Linked DNA regions of Homo sapiens: regions 1 and 3 are each linked to region 2. Evidence: read pairs that join two places in POLR2A ChIA-PET (ENCODE). Cell type or tissue: GM12878. All regions are shown on one strand.

Region 1 (2,500 bases), 1.6 Mb after region 2:
TGGATGATTCTGATTTTTTAAAAATTCTTTTTGTATATATTTGTATAGGTATTAAAATTGAAATTGTTCAATGACTAAAGTTAAGGCTTTAAACGTATTGGGGCATATTTTATTTCAACAGCAAAAAGTAGAACTGATTTTGAACTGGACAAGGTTATCTTCTCAGTTACTGTAAATTTTACAAGTTTGAGAATAAAATAATATTTAGAATGCTAGCTGTGCTGTTTATATTTCAAGATCATTAAAGCACTCTTGGCTTGTGTGGTCTTTAAAGATGGGTTTATCAAATATTTATTTAACATTGGTAGGTATGTGTAATTCTCAGAAAAAAAATCTAGGACTGCAAAACAAAGCGGGATAATTCCTTCTCTCATTCAACAATACAAGGTGTCACAGAAATCTCAGTGAAGTTTTAATTTTTAAAACTCCAGAATTATATATGTTATAAACTTAAACACCATTGAGAAATTCAGTTACTGGAATTTCTTTTATACTTATTTATTTTTGTGAGTTTTTTTTTCTTTTTTGAGACAGAGTCTCACTCTGTTCCCAGGCCGGAGTGCAGTGGTGTGATCTCTGCTCATTGCAACCCTCCGCCTCCTGGGTTCAAGCAATTCTCCTGCCTCAGCCTCTCCCTAGTAACTAGGATTACAGATATGCACCACCACACCTGCCTAATTTTTGTATTTTTAGTAGAGATGGGGTTTCACTATGTTGGCTGGACTGGTCTCAAACTCCTGGCCTCATGTGATCCTCCTGCCTTGGCCTCTCAAAGTGCTGGGATTATAGGCGTGAGCCACTGCACCCAGCTGTGAATTTTGAATGATGCGCTTTTTTTTTTTTGGTGTGTGTGTGTGATGGAGTCTTGCTCTGTCATGCTGGCTGGAGTGCAGTGGCGCAGTCTTGGCTTACTGCAACCTCCACCTCCAGGTTCAAACGATTCTCCTGCCTCAGCCTCCTAAGTAGCCAGGATTACAGGCGCATGCTACCTTGCCTGGCTCATTTTTGTATTTTTAGTAGAGATGGGGTTTCACCATGCTGACCACGCTGGTCTCAAACTCCTGACCTCAGGCATTCCACCCGCCTCGGTGAATAATGCATTTTTAATTTTAGTTTTTTACTTCAGTACTGCTGAAGATGGCAAATACTGACTGAAGGAAAAAATTAAATTAAAAATGTATTATTCAAAATTGCTTTGCCTGAACTTTTACTTGATTACAGGTCGTTATTTAAATCACTTCGTGAAATTACCTACTTTGGAATTGTAGGCACGTACATAGACTATCCTTAAAAAAATTCAACACTCTCCACACTCACTATTATAATATTGTTACAACTCTTGAGAAACTCAGGTTTGAAGCAAAGATGTCTTTGAGGTTTGGAGATTTCTGTGTCTGAAAACAACTGATCTTGTTTTAAGGAATGAAATCTGACTAACTTTTAGCATGGTATAGGATAAATAGTATACTTTAATTGTTTGTAGTAATTACATAATGTGAAAAAATAAGTAAACTTTCAAAAATTGGCATATTTAATGTAGTGAGATTTTTTTTCCCAGTAGCTTCACTTTGTCCCATACTGTTTTTTTTTTTTTTTTTTTAAACTCACACAGCAAATCAAGTTTATTATAAATTCAAGGAAGGGTTTGGTTAAGCACAATAGCCTATAAGCTCCTTGCTATTTAGATAACATCAAGACTCAGGCATGCACTGTGGAATTGGAACTTCGGTGAGCTAACTAGCTAGGATTTATTCAAATAATAGGAGCTCTACGAGTGACAGATGGCAGAAGGGCACATCTTCTGAAAACTTACTAAAAATTGGTGAATTACAAAATTCTAAATTTTAATACCTTAATCATTTTGAAAGCAGTTCAGACAGAACCGAAACAGAAATATTTGGCATAAAATTCCAAATTTTTATGCTTAGTTTTATTTTTATTATTAAAAGCCAGCTTTTGAAAGCTGTGCAAATATCAGGAATTGGGAAGAATGATGATATAGTGCTACTGGTAAGAAAAATTTCTTCAATTTGTTTTCTCTGATATCGAATTTGACTTGGTTAAAAAACGTGTGCTCCAGCAGTCCAGAAAAGTTATATTTCTGTAAGTAATGGGTTTATCAATTTGGTATTAATGCTTCAAATGTCTGATTAGATATATAGTAGAATTGTATTTAATATGTATTTTTATCTTGATAAGCAGTGTATTTTAAATATGTTTATGTGGTTTTTTATCCTCTCAGTCATTGAAATAATCAGGGCTTTTACTTATGTACATTTAAAATTTAAATATGTTTTTAACATACATATGTTCTAAATGTAAGAGCTGTTGGAGTTGTCGCATTGGAGTTGACTAAAAGTTTATGTGAAAAGTGAATTCTTGGGTAATTTCCTTTGAGGTGTATAATATATTCAAAGTGAATAATTAATTGGAGGTTTTTAGAGCAACTTTTTATTTGAATTGTTTATTTTTAGCACTTTGGTAAAATTTGCTAAGACTT
Region 2 (2,500 bases):
TACTCATTATCAGGTAGTTCAATACCAGTTATTACAGGATAGGGAAGTCAGTCAGAGAAGGCTTCATAGAGATGAAGCCTTGAGCTGAGCCTGGAAGAAATGAGGAGGACCTCAAGGAACAGAGAAGAATGTTGGTGGGTAAAAACAGGGGCTGGATTCTGTCTGATTTTGGAGAAAATAGAGGGTAGTGAAGTTGTTAGGCAGTGAATGTGTTCCATTTCATGGTTCAAAACGTGGGGCTACGTTTTGCCTACCTGAGCTTCATTATTAATGTGAGAAATTGAATTGTTGTTTTCAGTCACCATTGAGAACACCAAAGATAACACAAGTAGCTTAGATTATTATTTATTTATTTATTTTTGACAGAGTTTCACGCTTGTTGCCCAGGCTGTAGTGCAATGGTGTGATCTCGGCTCCCTGCAACCTCCACCTCCCCCAGGTTCAAGTGATTCTCCTGCCTCAGCCTCCCCAGTAGCTGGGATTACAGGCATGCGCCACCATGCCCGGCTAATTTTGTATTTTTTTGGTAGAGATGGGATTTCTCCATGTTTGGTCAGGCTAGTCTCAAACTCTCAACCTCAGGTGATCTGCTCGCCTCGGCCTCCCAAAGTGTTGCTGGGATTACAGGCGTGAGCCACCATGCCCGGCCATCGCTTTGTGTTCTTAAAATTAATTTAAAACAAGAAAACTTGAGGAATGATGGTTCAGATGAGTGTTAAAACTTGCAAGATGTTTTTTCCTAGAAAAGGATGATTAAAATTGGTTCAGGGTGGGGCCTTCCAGTTCTGGCTCTAATGATTGGGTCCTTACTGTTCTGGTGGAGTGGTAGTGATAAGCTTTTTGTAACAGAAGGGGCAAAAGATTGTGCTTCTGGCTGGGCGCAGTGGCTCACGCCTTCGATTTCCTTGGGATGTTCTTATCAAGTAACTAATCTTAGCACTTTGGGAGGCCAGGTGGGTGGATCACCCTAGGTCAGAAGTTCCAGACCAGCCTGGCCAACGTGGTAAAATCCCGTCTCTACTAAAAATACAAAAATTAGCTGGGCATGGTGGTGGGCACCTGTAATCCCAGCTACTCGGAGTCTGAGGTGGGAAAATGGCTTGAACCCGGGAGGGGGAGGTTGCAGTGAGCCGAGATCCTGCCATTGCACTCCAGCCTAGGCAACAAGACCGAAACTCTGTCTCAAGAAAAAAAAAAAGATTATGCTTCTAAGAATATGGTCTATTGCATATGGACACTGGTTTTTAAAGCTTGAATTTAAAAAGAATTTTTTGTAATAGGTTTTAGAGCTTTTTCTTTTTCTTTTTTATTATTTTTTTGAGATGGAGTTTCACTCCGTCACCCAGGCTGGAGTGCAGTGGTGCCATCTCGGCTCACTGCAACCTCCACCTCCCGGGTTCAAGCGATTCTCCTGCCTCAGCCTCCCCAGTAGCTGGGATTACAGGTGCCCACCACCACGCCCATCTAATTTTTGTATTTTTAGTAGAGATGGGGTTTCACCACCTTGGCCAGGCTGGTCTCAAACTCCTGACCTCGTGATCCACCTGCCTCGGCCTCCCAAAGTGTTGGGATTACAGGCATGAGCCACCGTGCCTGGCCAGAAAGCTTTTTCTTAATGCCAGTTATAATACCCTTTGCTTTACAATTTGCGTATACCTCACAGCTTGCTTTGTGCCGTGTGTGTTTAATATGCCCTAAGTGTACTCGTATATAGGAAAAGCTTTAAAATGGTATCCAATAAATGTCCATTTTGCAAATCTCAGGATAATGTCATTTTCAAGTATCTAGATGCCCTCAAACCAAATTAACTGGAAAATTCAGATTTCAGTTAAGGCCTTTAACTTAACTTAGGACTTTGATTACAGAGATGTATTTTGCTTTGACAAAAGTTAAGGTTAATGTCTTAAATTTCCAGAGATGATAACACAATTTCTATAACCCAGTAACCCATTTAACTTCGCTTAGATTATCAATTTTCAGCCTTGAACAGGCCACTTAGTTTCTCTAATAACTGGCCTCTTCATCTGTAAAACAGCGTAATCTGTGTTTCATGTTTCTTCTTGTGTCAAAGATCGAATCACTTGTAGGAACTATTCATTCAGTCAGGATCAGTATTTCTTCCCCTTCCCATTGGAGATGGTTTGTGGTATTTGTAGCATAACTGGTCTTGTCTGCCTTAGTCTTAATTTTGTCTTTTTGTATGTGTCACTTTCTTTTTTTTTTGAGACAGAGTTTTGCTCTTGTTTTCCAGGCTGGAGTGCAGTGGCGCGATCTTGGCTCACTGCAAGCTCCACCTCCTGGGTTCACGCCATTCTCCTGCCTCAGGCTCCCGAGTGGCTGGGATTACAGGCGCCCACCACCACGTCCGGCTAATTTTTGTATTTTTAGTAGAGACAGGGTTTCTCCATGTTGGCCAGGCTGGTCTTGAACTCCTGACCTCAGGTGATCCACCCATCTCAGCCTCCCAAAGTGCTAGGATTACAGGTGTGAGCCACCCCGC
Region 3 (2,500 bases), 80 kb after region 2:
AGATCTGGTGGGGAGCTGATGTTCCAGTGTGAGGGCCGTGCAGCTGGAGACCTGGTGGGGAGCTGATGTTCCAGTTTGAGGGCCGTGCAACTGGATACCCGGCAGGGAGCTGATGTTCCAGTTTGAGGGCCGTGGAGCTGGAGACCCGGGTTGGGGGGAGCTGATGTTCCAGGTTGAGGGCTGTGGAGCTGGAGACCCGGGTTCGGGGGAGCTGATGTTCCAGGTTGAGGGCCATGCTGCTGGAGACCCAGCGGGGAGCTGATGTTGCAGTTTGAAGTGGTGCAGCTGGAGACCCAGGGGGGAACTGATGTTGCAGTTTGAAGCGGTGCAGCTGGAGACCCAGCGGGGAACTGATGTTGCAATTTGAGGGCCATGCAGCTGGAGACCCTGTGGGGAGCTGATGTTCCTGTTTGAGGGCCTGGGAGCTGATGTTCCTGTTTGAGGGCCTGGGAGCTGATGTTCCAGTTTAAGTCCATGCAGCTGGAGACCCTGTGGGGAGCCGATGTTCCAGTTTGAGGGCCGTGCATCTGGAGATCTGGTGGGGAGCTGATGTTGCAGGTTGAGGGCCGTGGAGCTGGAGACCTGGTTGGGGAGCTGATGTTCCAGTTTGAGGGCCGTGAAGCTGGAGACCCGGGGGGGAACTGATGTTGCAGTTTGAGGGCCATGCAGCTGGGTACCTGGCTGAGAGCTGATGTTGCAGTTTGAGGGCTGTGCACCTGGAGCCCCGGGGTGGAGCTGATATTCCAGTTTGAGGGCCGTGCAGCTGGAGACCTGACGGGAGCTGATGTTCCAGTTTGCAGGCCGTGCATCTGGAGACCCGGCAGGGAGCTGATGTTCCAGTTTGAGGGCCGTGCATCTGGAGTCCCAGTGGAGAGCTGATGTTGCAGGTTGAGGGCTGTGCACCTGGAGCCCCAGGGTGGAACTGATATTCCAGTTTGAGGGCCATGCACCTGGAGATCTGGTGGGGAGCTGATGCTCCAGTTTGAGGGCCAAGCAGCTGGAGACCCGGCAGGGAGCTCATGTTCCAGTTTGCAGGCAGTGCAGCTGGAGACCCGGCGGGTTGCTGATGTTCCAGTTTGAGGTCCATGCAGCTGGAGATCTGGTGGGGAGCTGATGTTCCAGTTTGAGGGCCCTGCAGCTGGAGACCCATGGGGATCTGATGTTCCAGTTTGAGGGTGGTGCAGCTAGCGACCCAGGCGGGAGCTGATGTTCTAGTTTTAGGGCCCTGCAGCTGGAGACCCGGGGAGGAGCTGACGTTCCCGTTTGAGGGCTGTGCAGGTGGAGACCTGGGGAGGAGCTGATGTTGTTCTAATTTGAGTGTGGTGCAGCTGGAGATCCAGGGATGAGATGGTCTTGCGGTTCAAATATGGGGGTCCCGGAGCTGGAATCTACGTGAGGAACCAATGCTGCCTCTGATGTCTTAGGTTGTGGAGCTGGGAACTCACGGAGGAGCTGGTATTGGTGTTTCTAGTTGAGGGTCGTGGTATTTCCAGGGTTTCACAAAGGCCAGATTTTATTTCAGTTACTCAGAAGAGAAAGAAAATGTCTTCTGAAAGAGGTGAACTCAGTCATTACCAATAGAAAAAGTATCCACTGTATTCATCTCTTATACAAACAGAAAAATATAACATTTTCCCCCTTAGAATAATATATATATATATACACAACTTAAGGTTCCATTGTATGTAGCCGAACAATACAATCTGGAAACCAGCATGAAACCCTATTATTCACATGTTAAAATGTTGAAACTATGACCAAAATATGAAAACTGCTAGAGCTATCAGAAAGACACAAGACAAAAAGCTTCTTGCATATGTATAAACTAAATGTGATAATCTCAAAAAACTGTTCAAAATTATAATTACTTTCCAGTTTAAAAACTTTAATCCTAAATTTTTAAAAAAAATCTATATACAAACCACTGATTTGCCCAGACCAAAAAAAGAAAGAAAGAAAGAAAGAAAGAAAGAAATCAGTGGTAACGTAAGCAGGACCCAGAGGAGCTGATATTCACAGTTCTTACATGGACAACTCTTTCAGGAATTATCCATAAAGTACTTTATTTTACAACCTGCTTTTCTTGTAAAACTAAAGGTGCGCGTTTTAACATAAAAGTTTTATACGGTGTTAAAACCAGAACTGTGTGTAAAATACTGCATGTAAATGTTTCTAAATAGTCTTGTTCCATTGGTTCATCGGTGACTTCTGTGGCTTCGTCATCATTTTCCATGGATGATTCTGAAAGAATCTCTCCAGTTTTACTGGAATTGGATCCTACTAATTCTTCTGTTTCACGGCAGTCAGAAGAACCACTACTTTCAGGGCCTTCGTTTTCACTACCTTCAGAATGTAGTAAATCTTTCTCAGCTTGAGACACATCAGATTCCTCCATTTCATTATTTTCCTCAGAAGTCTCTTCATTCACAGTTGAGGCATCATCAGATTCTTTTTCTTGTTTATTTCTTTCTGGGATCATTTCTCTTGATGTCATAAAAGA

Evidence for each region. ChIA-PET counts read pairs that join two places held together with the same protein. Peaks named below come from ENCODE experiments on the same cell type or tissue, not always from the same donor. Only the 100,000 strongest peaks of a DNase experiment are listed, where the experiment ranks them.
Region 1: POLR2A ChIA-PET joins it to region 2 with 5 read pairs; 1 of 35 experiments calls an interaction of 5 or more read pairs at or near these places.
Region 3: POLR2A ChIA-PET joins it to region 2 with 8 read pairs; 5 of 35 experiments call an interaction of 5 or more read pairs at or near these places.

What each region holds. Positions count from the first base shown.
Region 1 is chr3:194,467,487-194,469,986 of GRCh38, reverse strand. The region is part of intron 2 of ATP13A3 (ATPase 13A3); the gene reads left to right. Among named protein-coding and RNA genes, the nearest start is that of ATP13A3, 18 kb to the left of the region's middle. In GM12878, no CTCF peak of the experiment used is centred here; no DNase peak of the experiment used is centred here.
Region 2 is chr3:196,077,476-196,079,975 of GRCh38, reverse strand. All of the region lies in intron 1 of TFRC (transferrin receptor), which reads left to right. Among named protein-coding and RNA genes, the nearest start is that of TFRC, 3.4 kb to the left of the region's middle. In GM12878, no CTCF peak of the experiment used is centred here; no DNase peak of the experiment used is centred here; H3K4me3 peaks cover 2,358 bases; H3K27ac peaks cover 1,600 bases.
Region 3 is chr3:195,997,913-196,000,412 of GRCh38, reverse strand. No RefSeq gene overlaps it. Among named protein-coding and RNA genes, the nearest start is that of TFRC, 83 kb to the left of the region's middle. In GM12878, no CTCF peak of the experiment used is centred here; no DNase peak of the experiment used is centred here; H3K27me3 peaks cover 197 bases.